Regions from separate parts of the Mus musculus genome. Here region 1 is linked to region 2. The links are chromatin loops, found by intact Hi-C in ENCODE. Cell type or tissue: heart. All regions are shown on one strand.

Region 1 (8,000 bases), 250 kb before region 2:
GTTCATAGATGTTTAGAATTGCCATATCCTCTTGGTGGATTTTTCCTTCTGGTGAGTATATATATGATGCCCTTCTCTATCTCTTCGATTCAGTTGAATTTGAAGTCTGTTTTGTCAGATATTAAAATATCCACATCTACTTGCTTTGGGGTTTATTTGCTTGAAATATTTTTGTCATTTTTTTAACCCTGGAATGTCTGTTTGGTGATGAGGTATATTTTTGGATGCAGCCAAAAGATGAATCTTACTCAGTTTTGATTTTTTAAAATTAACTTATTTTTTTTTGGGTTTGCCTGCATGTGTGCCTGTGTACCATGTGCATGCTTGGTGGTGCCTTCGGAGGGAGGTCAGAAGAAGGAGTTGGATCTCCTAGAACTGGAGTTACAGATGTTTGTGAACCACCATGTGGGTGCTGGAAATCAAACCTAGATCCTCTGCAAGTGCATTTAACCACTGAGCCATCTCTCCATCCCTGAATGCTGTTTTCTAATTCAGTCTGTTAGTCTGTGTCTTTTTATTTGGGGTATTGAGGGCATTGCTTTTTGAGAGCTATTAGTGAGCAGTGTTTATTGATTCCTGTTATTTGTTATTATGATGTAAGTTGTTTTTACACACACACACTCTCTCTCTGATTTATTGTTCCAAGATTACTGATTTTTTTTGTGTCTTCTTGAATATAGTTAACCTCTTCAGACTGAAGGTTTCCCATTAGCACCTTCTGTAGATATGGATTGGTAGATAGAAATTGCTTAAATTTGTTTTGTTTTTATTGTGGAATGTGTTTCTTCTTGGTTTTTTTTTTTTTTTTTTGGTTTTTAGAGACAGGGCTTCTCTGTATAGCCCTGGCTGTCTTGGAACTCACTTTGTAGGACCAAGCTGGTCTCGAACTCAGAAATCCGCCTGCCTCTGCCTCTCGAGTGCTGGGATTAAAGGTGTGCACCACCACTCTTTTTAAAAATGATTTATTTACTTATTTTTATGTATATGAGTATATGAGTTCACTGTAGCTGTCTTCAGGCACACCAGAAGAGGGCGTAAGATCTCATTATGGGTGGTTGTGAGTCACCATGTGATTGAAGGGATTTGAACTCAGGATCTTCAGAAGAGCATTCAGTGCTCTTACCCGCTGAGCCATCTCACCAGCCCATGGAATGGTTCTTTCTCTGTCAGTTGTGAGAGAGAGCTGTACTAGGTCTGGACTGGCATCTGCGGTCCCTCAGTTTATAGAACATCCATTCAGACCCTTCCAGTGTTCAGAGTCTCCATTAAGAAGTCGGCCATATTCTAATGGACCTGTCTGTATATGTGACTTGCTCTTTATCCATTGTAGCTTTTAACATCCTTCCCTCCCCCTACCTCCCCACCCACGGTGTGTTTAGTGTTTTGTTACGTGTTGTAGGGAATTTATTTTCTAGTCCTATCTATTCGGTGTTTTGTGTGTTTATACTTTAATAGGCAGCTCCTTCCTTATGAGGAAATTTCTACGATTTTGTTAAAAAGTTGTATTATTTGCCTTTGACTTGAGTTTTTCTCCTTCCTCTATTTCTATTATTTGTAGATACGGTGTTTTTATAGTGTCTCAGATTTCCTGGATTGTTTTTGGATTTAACATTTCCTTTGACTGCGTGATCCATTGCTTCTGCTTTCTCTTCAAGACCTGAAATTCTCTCTCTTCTGTGTCTTGTTCTGTTGGTGAGGCTTACCTATGAGGCTTTTATTTGACCTCCTAAATTTTTCATTTTCAATTTTGTCTGAGTTTTAGTTTTTTGTTTCTGCTTTCATGTCTTACAGTGTTTTTATTGTTTCATTCCACTCTTTGTGTTTCCATCGTCTTCACTGAGGCATTTCATACCTTCTTTTAACATACTATACTTGGTATTTTGAAGCTCCTATCTTCTGTGTCAGTTAAATTGCATTTCACAGGCCTACTGCAATAGATTTGTTTCTGGAGGAACAATCCAAATGTTTACTGTTTATATTTGTGTTTGGGGACTTGGATCTAGGTATCTGCAGTTAGGATATTTGAGGTGTTTCTTAGTATAGCTATCTGGTCTTGTCTTTTTTGGGGGGGTGGGTATCCCATGCTTTGGTTGGTGTTGCCCTGTCTGGATCCTAGTTAATTGTGCTGGTATATGATTACTGGCTGAGAGTGCTTTTGTGGGTTGGGTCAGCAGGACACAAAGATGGGATAAGAGGAAAGGCCGGGAGATACAGGCTCAGGACCCTGAGTACACACCAAGATTGCTGATAATACCTTTGAATGAACTGTTGGTGGTCTTTTTGTTTCCACAGTGATGTTAGGAAATTGCTAGCTCTTCCACTGAATTTGATTTGTGGTGTTTTCCATTTTTTGAATTTTAAAGACATTTGGATTATACTATTAATAGCTTCCCATTAAGTTTGTACTTGTAGGGCTGAGTATTGTTAGTCATTCCCAAGAGGGGGAAAAAAATAAGAAGAGTGGTGGAAGTCTTCCACAGGAATATTAGAAGGGAAGGGCATTTGTAGTCTTTAACATGCTGAAAATGGGTATAGTGGTGAGGGCTGTGAGCCTTGGCCAGATGCATTTTTACCAGAAATAGTACCCCATCCAAGTGGCAAATTTAGGAGAGAAGAGGGGAGAGCTAACCATGTGAGTAACATCATGTTATTATGTGTGTGTGTGTGTGTGTGTGTGTGTGTGTGTGTGATGGAAATTATATATACAGAGCCTTAAATATCCCAAACCTTTTCATAGTCTGAGCAGGGTAGAATGCTGCTGTTGGTGCTGTGTGAGTGTCAGTGTGGGCTACTACTGATTAGGTCACCAAGTACCATTATTGGGGGTGGGGGGTCTGATTATGAGAATCCCAAAATTCTTATTTAGAGATTGCAGTGGCTAAAGGGTTGTGATATCTACATATCCTTTGGCAACAGCAAAGTGATGCTAATCTGTGCCCTCTCCCTATTAGGAACCTGTAGTATAAAGTAAAAACCAAGGCAGAGTAGCTTTTGTCTCTTTCAATTTGAATTGAACTGTGAGCAAAAAGCTGACCAGCCCTCAGCTGCATGTGTCCCAAGAGACCTGTGAGTGCTCCAACACAAAATCTGAACTTCCTTAAAGCCTGCAGTCCACTCCTGGGCATATACACAAAGAACCCTGTGTTGCAGGGTGATCTGCACCCCAAGTTATCACTGTAGCTAGGAAATAAAACCAACCTAGTCCAGCAGATAAATGGACCATGATAGTATGTTACATATATAATGTGTAACATTATTCCGCTCTAAAGAAAAGTGAAATTATGAAATTTAAAGGGAAATGCATGAACTTAGAATATATATTAAATATGATCAGCCAGTTTCAGAAAACAAAACATACACTATTTCCCATCCTGCTGATTCTTTAGCATGAACTTTAAATATGACACCATCATGTCACAAAGTCAAGAGGGTGAGTGTACTTGGGTGACATATTTACTTCTGCTTTGTATAAAAGCCTTTACTTTTATTTTTAAAAAAAATTATTTCCTTAATGTGCAGCCTAAATGTTAAAGTTGGTTGAGTCATCGGGAGAAGACTGTAATCTCAGGTCTAGGATCTGGAAAAACATTGTTGGGTTTTTTTTGTTTGTTTTGTTTGTTGTTTGTTTTTGTTTCATCCACTCAAATTGTCATTCATTTATTAGTGTTAGGTGACTTGAGCAAGCTAGTGATAGGGACAAGAGTACTGTTGGGAAATTATTAGATAAGGAAGGTGCTATTGGGTACAATGGAGGAAGAGTTACTCGTATTTTATGTCACCTTTACTTTGTTCTCCCTTCCCCATGTGCCAGGGATCAAGGCAGAGGCCTTGTACATGCTGGGCAAGCGCTCCACCACAGAATATATTCCCAGCTCGGCTTGCTCACATTTTATATTCATACCTGGTTCATGTTCAAGTGGTCCTTGGTGAATTGGGTTAGCTGAAAAATGTCCAAATAAAAGTCAATTAAAGGATAGGCTTTATAGTTGAATATCAAAATGAAGCTTTCTTATCACATTTGTAAAATTTGACTTTAACAGCTGATAAAGTTAAAGTTAAAGATGAATTAGTCCCTCCTTGTGCAGCTGCTGCCTGATCACTCATGGCACTTCAGAGTTTCAGAACAGAACATTATTTCCCTGTGTATAGATATAGTGATAGTATAGCTATACAAATCTTTTTGTCATGAGAGCACATAGTGTATGTATGCTTTTTTTTATCTTCTCAAAGTACTGGGACTCAGTGGTGAGCACTTGTCGCACTTCCAGAAGACCTGGGCTTTGTTCCCAGCACTCACATGATAGATCAAAACTATAACCCCAGTGCAAGGGACCCCAGTGCTCTCCTGTGGCCTTTGAGGGTACGCGACATGCACACGTGCATAATACATGGGACAACACACAAACACACATAAAAGTAAATCCTAAAAAAGACTGGGAACCTTGAGAAATATCTATGGTTTCTGGGTTTGTTTCTTTGGTGTATTTTGTTGTTGCAGTGCTGGGGGTTGAACCCAGGACCCTTTTATTTGTGTAAACAACCACCCCATCACTGAGCTGCATCCACAGCCTCAATGTTTGCAGGTTCTTAATGCTAGACAGAGTAGAGATTCCAGGCCTGTGAAGTAGTGAAGCAGGTAAAGGTGCCTGCACCAAGCCTTGCTTGAGTTCATGGCTGTCCTCCAGCTTCCCGGGAAGGTTATGATGTGAGTAAAGAACGGAAGCGTAAGAAATGGAAGCGTGTAATTTAAAAAGTAAGGGGCTCCCTTCAGAATTTTGGCTAATTTACAAATATGCTTGCTTAATAGGAAGAAGGGTGGCTATAAGTGATTTAGGTGTGAATCTCAAGGCTTACACTCCAGAGTGTGGCCCCCTTCAAATCCAAGTGTATTATGTGACATACCAGAGCCATTCACTGTAATACCTTAGTGAAGAAGTAATTATCATCTAATATAATTTCCTTTGTGTTTGCATCTCCTAATGGTTGATATTACCACAACCTCCCACAAGAGGGCAAACTAGACCCTCTTATGCTAGATGTCAACCAGTTTTTAAAGCATCCTACTCATGTCCTTGATTACCCTTGACACATTTTTCTGTTGCCTTAGGTGGGCAGTATCAAACCGAGAAATGCTCATAGCCCAAAACAGTTCCTTGGAATTTAAGCTACACCGACTGTATTTTATTAGCTTGTTAATGGGTGGAACTACAAATCAGCGAGAAGCCTTACAATATGCGAAAAATTTCCAGCCATTTGCCCTAAATCATCAAAAAGGTGAGTCTGGAATCAGACTGCTGTTTTCCTTTGTTCTTTGGGGAGGGAGCATGGGCAAGGTGGAGAGAGTACAAGGAGTTGAGACAGTCTCTGTGTATGGCCCAGGCTGGTCTCAAAACTTGTGATTCTCCTAGGTCAGCCTCCAGAATGCTAAGAGTACAATGAGGAGGAGGTCTTTAGTGTTTGGGGGGAGCTAGTAGCCACTACTTGTGTCTCTCATACATATTTTCTAATGACTAAAACTGTTGGGATAACTGGCAGTTAAGGACTCTTTAATATAAGGACACCAAGACCAAGCTGTGGCTTGCTCCTTGGCCACTTTCCTCTCACCACGTGCTGCTGCCACACGTGTCAGAGTAGCTACGTATTCACCAAACACATATGGCAGTGTAAGACTAGAAAGTCTGAGCTCGTTATTTTCAGTGCTTTCTTCTTCTCCTCTCCTGTATACTTAATTAAGGAGGAGGATTTGCGATCACGCTTAGGGACCACGTTTACATTATTTTAGGCTGTGTCACATGGGATGGACATGTCTTCACAAGTCAGTGCTGTTTGAGACGTGAGTACACACCTTCATTGTGCTGGAGCTTTTTCTTTTAGACATTCAGGTATTGATGGGAAGCCTCGTGTACCTGCGACAAGGGATTGAAAACTCACCATATGTTCACTTACTTGATGCAAACCAGTGGGCTGACATCTGTGACATCTTTACACGGGATGCTTGTGCCCTCCTGGGGCTCTCCGTGGAGTCTCCTCTCAGTGTCAGGTGTAGTAATGGGCTCTGGTTGCTCTGAAATGGGCATTATACTGGGTGGCTTTTCCTGGTCCTTTAATCAAACCAGTAGATTGTGTTGTCTTTCTGGAGACGTATAATAGTTGGTACTTGAAGTGCTTGCCACAGATGGCAATGACACAGTTTAGGTCAGCAAGTTCTCCAAATGTGACCCGGGAGCCAGGGAGTCCCAAAACCCTTTCCACTGCTGACATTTGCACGGATGATGCAGAAGCAGAAGTAAGTTAAATGTCAGGGTCTGTGTTGTGGGGACACTGATGCCAGCCTCAGCAGGTATCATCACTACCATGCTGGCTGCCTAGGAAATGCTTGCTGAGCTCTGCAGTACTTTGGGTGGGCAATAGATACTTGCTTTCAGTTGATATTTGGGTCTGGATCTTCTTAGCATTCTCTGTGACACAATAGGGCATTTGCATAAAGCGTTTAGTTTCTCACCACAGTATGATGCTTGTGTTGACAAAGCACCTGTGTTATGTCTTGTTGCAGAATACAGTTTTTACTTGAACTCATTTGCGACAGACACTCAAATTTATTGTGTTTATTGTGATTTATAAATGAATCAATCAGTAAATTTAATTTCTAACAAAAAGTGATCTACTCTATGAAAACCAAACCACAGTTTATTGACATTCTTGGTTTTAAGTTATTTTTCCAAGTGAATGAAGTAAGTTTGTCACAGTAAAGGAAGCAAGTGTGTGCATCTTTCCATACAGTGATAAAGGTCACGATTTTAGACTAAAGTTAAAAGTTTTGGTTCTGAGCTTGAAAGCCTTTTCTGATGAGACTGGCGAAGACATTGTAGTTTAAAAAAAATAACTGTAAACTGGTGGGAAAACTTTGGAATGTTTTATTCATATAACCTTGCATAATCATACTTAAAGAGAAGACAGGCCCAGAAGAGTCTCCTCCCCTTTAAATGCTAAAGCACAAGTCCACCGTGTCTGAGGCACACTGGTCTTTAGGCCTTGCATTTCCCTCACCCCTCCTTGAAGTGATGCGATTTGTGCTCATGATGACGGCTCGTCCCTCTCAGCACAGAAGGCCAGCGCTACCTCTCTCCTGATAGGCAAGCCAAGTATCTTTTTAATTACTGAGGGGTTAGTGGAAATTAAATGTCCTATCAGAACGCAATCTTTTGAAAGCTTGCTCTTCTTCTTCCTTCTCCCACGCTGCCTAGGGTTATGTGACAGTGCTAGAAGTTTGTGTTTTACTTGTAAAGAGGATTACGTTTTAGTAATTATAGGAAATAGAGCTGAGGACTGGGAGCATGAGGGAGAAAAAAGTTGAGTTGTTTTCTTTTTAGAGGAATAGCTGTCCTGCACCTGCTGTAGGGTTAGCATCCCTGGGGTTGGCACTGATGCTTCCTCTTTTGCCCTCAGTTTCTCAGCAGGTTGTGTGGCGCTGCCTGCGCTAATTAACATCAAAGCTGTGATTGAGCAGAGGCAGTGTACTGGAGTTTGGAACCAGAAAGACGAATTACCTGTGAGTTCAACTTGACAATCCTTGAAGATGAATGTTTAAATTTCGCCATTTAACCAGAAAACGCTATTGTAGCTATTCAACATGTTTTGTTTGTTTGTTTGTTTTTGTTTCTGTTTTTGTTTTAATGCACATAACATGAGTGAAAAATAAGGTTGGGAGTATAGCTCAGTGGAAGACCATTTGCCTAGCAGGCTTGAAGCTTTGAGTCTAGTCTCAGCACCGCTCTAAAAAGGAAACAAGTCAGTTAACTAGTTAAAGTTAAAATAGGTATAGGGAGGTGATGGGAGAGTTAGGAAGATGTTTGTAAATTTGAGACCAGCCTACATACTATGTTCTAGGGTAATCAGGGCCTCTTAGTGAGACACTATCTTAACAACAACAACAACAAAAATGAAACAAGAAAATAAATTTGAGGGACTTTAACCTGTAATTTCCATTTGTGAGAAAATTA
Region 2 (8,000 bases):
CAAGTGCTTCTTGACATCGGCTCTGCCTCCATACAGAAGTGACACCCAGCTCCCTGCTGCTTGCAGTACACACCACCTGTCTCAGTCAGGGTTTCTATTCCTGCACAAACATTATGACCAAGAAGCAAGTTGTGGAGGAAAGGGTTTATTCGGCTTACACTTCCATCCTGCTGTTCATCACCAAGGAAGTCAGGCCTGGAACTCAAGCAGGTCAGGAAGCAGAAGCTGATGCAGAGGCCATGGAGGGATGTTCTTTACTGGCTTGCTTCCCCTCGCTTGCTCAGCCTGCTCTCTTATAGAACCCAAGACTACCAGCCCAGAGATGGCACCATCCACAGGGGGCCCTCCCGCCTTGATTACTAATTGAGAAAAGGCCCCACAGCTGGATCTCATGGAGGCATTTCCTCAACTGAAGCTCCTTTCTCTGTGACAACTCCAGCCTGTGTCAAGTTGACACAAAACTAGCCAGTACACCACCCTTTCCTCTGAACCCCATGATTACTTACCAGGACCAACTGAGAGGTGTCACACAGTCAAAGAAGGAGACTTGAATCTACCCTAGAGGGGAGAATGAGAGCAAACAGGGAAATTGTCAGCAAGCTTCTATACTTCATCAGAAAGCATGATCCAAGCCATTCCAGGGGTCACCCTGCTAAAGAGGTAGGAGGTAGCTGCTGGAGAAGTGTCATGAGCACCTGGGATCTCGACAGGGCTCTTCCTTCCCCATCCTCCAGTCCCTTTGGAAAGTGCCCACTGGCCCAGCAGATTGGCTACTATCTTCTCCATCCAACTCATCATCAGCCATCAGCCCCCTGACTTAGGAGACTCCCCTACCACTCAAGTGAGCATACTGAGACTGCCTTTCATTTTGTATTCCATTCCCAGACTCAAGCTGCCACATATGGACTACTGCAGCAGATGTCTTCAGTGACTCTTAAGACCAAGTTCCTGTCTTAGTTTTGTTTTCTGATGCTACACTGAAGCAACATTACCAAAAGCAACCTGGGATGGAGAGAGTTTATTTTGTTTACACTTCCACAGTCCAACTCATTACTGAAGGACGTCAGGACAGAAACTCAAGCAGGGCATGAACCTGGAGGCAGGAACTAAAGCAGAGGCCATGGAGGGGTGCTGCTCACTGGCTTTCTTCCCATGGTTTGCTCAGCCTGCAGGCCAGGGGTGCCACCAACCACAGGAAGACCCACAGTAATTGAGAAAATGCACATAGGCTTGGCATTGTCTCAGTTAAGCTTCCCTGTTGAGGGATGTCTTTTGTGCATTGTATATTCGAATGCTGATTTTTGTACCCAGAGATCCAGTCCAGAAATGATATTGTCATTATTATGAGCATTTCCTGACTCCATATTTTGTAAAACATCATTCTCTGTCATATTCTGATTGGTCAGTAAAGAGCTGATCAGCCTATAGCTGGGCAGGAGAAGGCAGTCAGGACTTCCATGCCCAGAGAAAGCCAAAGAGAGAGAGTCTCAGATGGAAGGAAAGAGTAGCCTTCAGGGACCTGGGAGTCACCATGAGCCATGAATGAAGAAGGAGACCAAGGCAAGACAAGATGGCAGGTAACCCACACATGGCTGAAAAGTAGGCTGGGAAGTAGGCCAGGCCAGCTTAGTCGGGTTAGAATAGATCAGAATCTGCCCTGCTTAGTGCCTGAAGCTTTTTAATAAATGGCACAGGTTCCTGTGTCATTGTTTCAGAGACAGAGTGAGCATAGAAAAGCCTAGTACTTTTACAGTTCCTTCTTCCAAAACGACTTGTGTGGAGTAGACATAACACTAGTCAGCACACCCTCCGTTCTCTACCTTCATCTGCACTCACACTGTTCCTAACACACACAGCAACAGGTACCGTGATAAACTGAAAAGACCACATCTACATTTATACACCATGGATTCCTCCACACACAGTCCTGGCTCACACTAGTCTATCTCCTTCACCATTTACATAAGAACCAATTTGGTTTTCTGCCCGTACTACAAATAATTATTAGGCATTTAATGTTTTCTAGCCAGTACTTTGCTCACCGCTTTTAAAAATAAAAATGAGCAGGCCTTCCAGAGACTTCAACTGAGCACACACAGACAGATACAATAAGGCCAGGCACAAATCCTCACATCAAGGCTGGGCAAAGCAACCCAGTAGGAGGGAGTAAAGTGTTCCAAGAGCAGACAAAAGAGATGGAGACACGCCACTCCCATTGTCAGGGGTCCTCCCGAAACACCAAGCTACACAATGATAACACAGGCAGAGGACCTAGTGCAGACCCAAGCAGGCCGTGATTGCTTCCTTGGTCTCTGTGAATCGCCACGAGCTCTGCTTAGTTAATTACACGGGCTGTGGTCTCCCAGTGCGACCCTGCTGGCTCCCACAACTCCACCCCCTTCCCTTACGTGGGGTTTCCTGAGCTCCAAGGAAGGAACCTGATAGAGAACTCCAGCCTGGGTTCTCTTTGCCTACTCTTTGGCTGCGGGTCTCTGCATCCACTCCCATCGGTTGCCAGAAATAACCTCTCTGACTAGGCACTGATCTGACCCACTCCCCAGCTCATCTGCATCCTAAGACTATCTGTATGCAGACAATCAGGGGGCCTGGGACCGAATGCAAATAGCGACACTTTGACTTCCTTTCCAATTTGTATCCACTTGGTCTCCTATAGTCGTCCAATTGCTCGAGCTAGGACTCCAAATACTATCTTGAATAGATATATATAGAGTGGACAGGCTTGTCTTGCCCCTGATTTTAGTGGAATCACTTTGAGTTTCTCTCCATTTAATTTGATGTTGGCTATAGGCTTGGTTGAAATTGCCTTTATTATGTTTAGGTATGCCTTTTGTGTCCCTAATTTCTCCAAGACTTTTTATTATTAAAAAAAAGTGTTGGATGTTTTAAAAGACCCTTTCTGTATCTAATGAGATTATCTTGGTTTTTTTTCCCCAGTTATTTTATATGGTGAACTACATTTTCTCTTTTTCATATATTGGACAATCTCTGCATCTCTGAAATAAAGCCTATTTGATCATGGTGGATGATCTTTTTGATGTGTTCTTGTATTTGGTTTGCAAGTATTTTATTGAGTATTTTATATGTGTATATAGTGTATCTTAGTTACAACTCCCCTCTCCTCATGTGTGTGTGTGCGCGCACACACACACACACACACACACACACACACACACACTCCTTTTGTTTTGCAGGCCTCTATAGGCATCTTATGTTCTCCAGCTGTTGCTCACTCTGGATAATCCTGCTAGGTTTCTATCATACAGGGTTTCTCTGAGGATGAAGTGAAGGGAAATGGTCTGATTAATAAGAAATGAGCCCATTAGTCTCATCAGAAGGAGATACAAGGAATAGATAGCCCTGGAGAGGAGACCCTGAGCTCTGCTTGTTACATTAGTCAAATATGGAAGGTCAACCGACCCGGTGAGAACAAGAATGTTAATCACAATTTATAGGCTGTTGCTTATTCACAATTGCTGCTTAGCAACAAACAGTGGAGGAATAGGGAAAAGTGATAAAAGATGCTACATTTGGGGAGCAAGAAAAACATGAAGTGCATTATTACTGATGAGTGCAAGCCTGGGACCTGGCTAGGAGAGAGGAGACTAGACAGGAAAGAGAGCTCTTAGGGAAAAGTTGTCCATTGCTGCTAATTCTCCTGCTTCTTGGAAAGTATTAGAACTTCTCTGATTTTTAAGTCCCTATGGAAGATTAAAATTCTTTTTAATGTACAAAATCCCATCACCATTCTCCAAAGGATCCCACTCAATCCCCCGCACTCCCCCACCTAAAACCCCAAACTGGAGCTGGCCAAGGAACACCCGTCCCACGCACCTTTGACCTTGTACTGCCATCTGGTGGCAGTTAATGTAGCCACCTCCATTCTTGCCAGCAGAGAAGGTGTATTGCAGGCTGCCGGTCAGTACCACATGAGAGAGAAGAGTGCAGCTCTAGACAGCCCCAGTCAGGGATCAGTGTGATTATTTGTCCCACTTGTAATTTTCTCATTTTCCCTGTTCTATCCTGTTTCTCATACTCCAATGAGCTGGAACGAGGTAGTTAGGGCTTGGAGGGATGACTCAGTGGGTAGCGCCTAATGACCTGAGTTTGACCCCTGGAACCAACTTGGTGGAAGGAGAGACTTTCACCAACACTTCTAAGTGTTGTGCTCTGAGTTGTACATGTGTGCAGGCTTTTACACAAACACACAAATAAATAAATGTAATTAAAAACTAAAAACAAAACAACAATAACAAAACAACTGTTCATGTCTCTAGTGTCACATGACATAGGGTGACAAAGTAAGGACTTTGAGGGTATGCTAAGGCAGAGGAACATCTGATGTCTCCTAGGAAAGACAGGCGGCAGTCTGGGTACATACTTCATTAGACAGAGTAATTGCTTAGTATGCACGAGGCCCTGGGTTCAACCCACAGCACTGCATAACCCAGGTGTAATGGCAAACACTTTTAATCCCAGAACTCAGGAGGCGAAAGTGGGAGAATCAGAGTCCAAGGTCTACATAATGGGTGAAGGCCAGCTTCAGTGAGGGTCACCTTGTCTCAAATAGAAACGGAGTGGCTTATTCTAAAAAGGAGGAAAGTCAAGGTATTCTCCATCATCACAGCAGGTGAGGGCGAAGTGTTTCTACTAAGTGAGACTGGAGAAAGTGCTCAGGGCCACTTGGGCTCTGATAGTTAAGCCTTTGACTACTGAGTGCTGGGATCAGTCCTATTGAGGGGATAAGGGAACTTGGGGTGAACAGGAACTGGGAGTGTACTCACACAGAGTCAAAAATTGAGCCCCTGAGCTGGTTGCTGGAAATGCAGAGACGAAGGGTGATGACATTTCAGTGTGGTGGTTTTTTTCTCTGTGGGAGGGTTTGGGAGAAGGAGGGCAGGTGGGGTTTCCTAGCTTGTACAGGAGATGAACGGGGTTTGCAGGAGTTACCTCGAGATGTTCTGAAATTACAGATTCAACTGTGTGAGCAGGAGACGACTGTTGATGCCGAAAGTTCAGGTTCTGGTTCTGCAGTGCCCCCAAGCCACCCGTTGTGCAGTGGAGGGGGAGGGGTTTGCCTTGACCTTTGAGACTGCAGACATCACCTAGGAACTACACTGGGGAACAATGCAATCAAGACTACCATGGCTGATTAGAAACTGAAAGAAGAGTCCAAGAAATGAGAGACAGAGAAGCAGTGAACCCTGGTCACAGCAGCTTCCCCTCCCCTTTGGTGTCACGCAGATGTCTAGCCTCCTCAAATCACCATGTGAAAGATCTGGGTTCTGCACAGGTTTGCCATTCACTTTGGGAATACAAACAAAATACACTACTTAAATATGCTTAATTTTTTAAAAGACTTAATTATTTAATATATTCATATACATTGTACACTACAGGTGTCTTCAGACACACCAGAAGAGGGCATCAGATCCCATTACAGATGGTTGTGAGCCACCATGTGGTTGCTGGGATTTGAACTCAGGATGTTTGGAAGAGCAGTCAGTGCTCTTAACCACTGAGCCATCGCTCTAGCCCTGTTTAATTATTCTGAATCCTGTGGTTTCTTTCCATACTCTTTTGTTGTCTTGATGCAATTAAAGTTTTTGTTTTGCTTTCTTTTTTAATTATGTGTGTGACCTCAGAACTGAAATCAGTTTTGACAGCCTGTGGGGTGCTATATCTAAATTTACCTGATCGGTTTGGGGCGTGGTTGCCAATAAGGATGCATTGGTTTAGTTCTGTACTCCATTTTTAAATAGAGTTATTTGGTTCTCTGGAGTCTAACTTCTTGAGTTTTTTGTATATTTTGGATATTAGACGTCTATGGGGTGTAGGATTGGTAAAGATCTTTTCCCAATCTGTAGGTTGCTGTTTTGTCCTGATGACAGTGTCCTTTGCCTTACAGAAGCTTTTCAGTTTTTTGAGGTCCCATTTGTCTGTAGTTGATCTTAGAGTCTGAGCCATTGGTGTTCTGTTCAGGAAATTCTGGTGGTTCCTCATAAAATTGAACATAGTACTACCCGAGGACCCAGCTATACCACTCCTGGGCATATACCCAAAAGATGCTCCAACACATAGCAAGGACACATGTTCCACTATGTTCATAGCAGCCTTATTTATGATAGCCAGAAACTGGAAAGAACCCAGATGCCCCTCAACAGAGGAATGGATACAGAAATTGTGGTACATTTACACAATGGAGTACTACTCAGCTATTAAAAACAATGATTTTATGAAATTCTCAGGCAAATGTGTGGAACTAGAAAATATCATCCTGAGTGAGGTAACCCAGACACAAAAGAACACACATGGTAGGTAATCACTGATAAGTGGATATTAGGAAAAAAGCTCAGAATACCCACAATACAACTCACAGACCATATGAAGCTCAAGAAGAAGGAAGACCAAAGTATGGATGCTTCAATCCTACTTAGAAGGGAGAACAATATAATCATGGGAGGTAGAGGGAGGTGGGGACCTGGGGGTTAGAGAGGAGGGGGATGGGAAAACTGGGGCAGGATCAGGTGTGGGAGGAGACTGGGAAGAAGTAAGGAGAGTCAGGAAATTGAATGGAGGTTTGTAGCAGTGGGGGATGGGGAACTGGGATAGCCACTAGAAAGTCCCAGATGCTAGGAAAGCAAGAGGCTCCCAGGACCCAGTGGAGATGACATTAGCTGAAATACCCAACAAAGGGAAGAGAGAACCTGTAGAGACCATATCCAGAGGTTAGGCACAGCCCCGGTTGAGGGATGGGGCCATCCACCCATGTCAAAAATATTAACCCAGAATTGCTCTTGTGTAAAGGAAATGCAGGGACAAAGAGTGAATCAGAGACTGAAGGAAAGGCCATGCAGAGACTGCCCCACCTAGGGATCCATCCCATCTCCAGACACCAACCCCAGACACTATTGCTGATGACAAGAGGCACTTGCTGACAGGAGCCTGGTATAGCTGTCTCCTGAGAGGCTCTGCCAGAGCCTAACCAATACAGTTGCGGATGCAGTTGGAGGGACTGATGGCTCCAGCAGTATATATAGCAGAGGATGGCCTTATCTGGCATCAATGGGAGGGGAGCCCCTTGATTTTGTGGAGGCGTGATGCCCCAGTGTAGGGGAATGCTAGGGCGGTGAGGTGGGAGTGAGAGGATAGGTGGGGGAGCACCCTCATAGAAGCAGGGGGAGGGGGAGAGGTTGGGGGTTTGCAGAGGAGGGACAGGGGAGGGAGATAACATTTGAAATGTAAATAAATAAAATAAACAATAAAAAAGAATGCCTTAGTCAGAATATATTTTTATTTTTTATTATTTTATGTGTATGAGTGTTTTGCCTGCAGGTATGCTTGCATGCCTGATACTGATGGAGGTCGAAACAGGGAGTTAGGTCCCCTTCATCTAAAATTACAGATGGTTGTGAGCTGCCTCGTGGGTGTTGGAAACTGAACTCCAGAAGAGCAACCAGTGTTTTGAACTGCTCCCGTCTCCAGCTCTAGTCTGACTATTTGATATTATTACTGCATTTTAATAAATAGATGGATAGATAGATAGATAGATAGATAGATAGATAGATAGATAGATAAAAGACAAGAAAAATGGAAGAAACTCATTTATGGCTCCAATATAGAATATGAATACTACAGTTTACTGTGCAGCCTGCTCTCAAAGTCCAGCCTTCTTCCTGGAGTTCCTGTCTTGAACACCCCAGAGGCAGTAACCCCTAATGATTAACTTAGTTGTCTCCAGCCTTTAGCTCCTCTCCTTGGTGAGAAGTCAAAGTACACTTCACAGAAGAACTTTGGGCTCCCTCTGGGCCCCAGGGTGGTGCTGTCCTGTAGGCCTGCCTGAGCCAGGCAGGGAGGCTGTCCTTGGATGCGATTTCTTTGGGAACACTGTAACAAACACTGCTGACTTTTGTGAGTCCCAGTTTTCCTGGCTTCTGAATGGTTAAATGCACCTCATGGAAAGTACAGAAACACGTTGGAGA

Evidence for each region. A loop is a pair of places that touch in the nucleus more often than their neighbours do. Peaks named below come from ENCODE experiments on the same cell type or tissue, not always from the same donor. Only the 100,000 strongest peaks of a DNase experiment are listed, where the experiment ranks them.
Region 1: a loop joins it to region 2, with 2.8 times the contacts of the local background. A loop is called at or near these places in 14 of 42 quality-filtered maps.

Annotation. Positions count from the first base shown.
Region 1 is chr6:71,396,401-71,404,400 of GRCm38, reverse strand. Rmnd5a (required for meiotic nuclear division 5 homolog A) reads left to right here. Exons shown (of 9, transcript NM_024288.2): 5 at 5,108-5,274; 6 at 5,875-6,040; 7 at 7,447-7,549. Among named protein-coding and RNA genes, the nearest start is that of Cd8a, 27 kb to the right of the region's middle. In heart, a CTCF peak has its summit at 4,999 (motif pointing right); no DNase peak of the experiment used is centred here.
Region 2 is chr6:71,145,639-71,153,638 of GRCm38, reverse strand. Gm30391 (a long non-coding RNA gene) reads right to left here and starts at 5,050. Exons shown (of 3, transcript XR_377755.1): 1 at 4,969-5,050; 2 at 507-558; 3 at 1-100. In heart, a CTCF peak has its summit at 3,877 (motif pointing left); no DNase peak of the experiment used is centred here.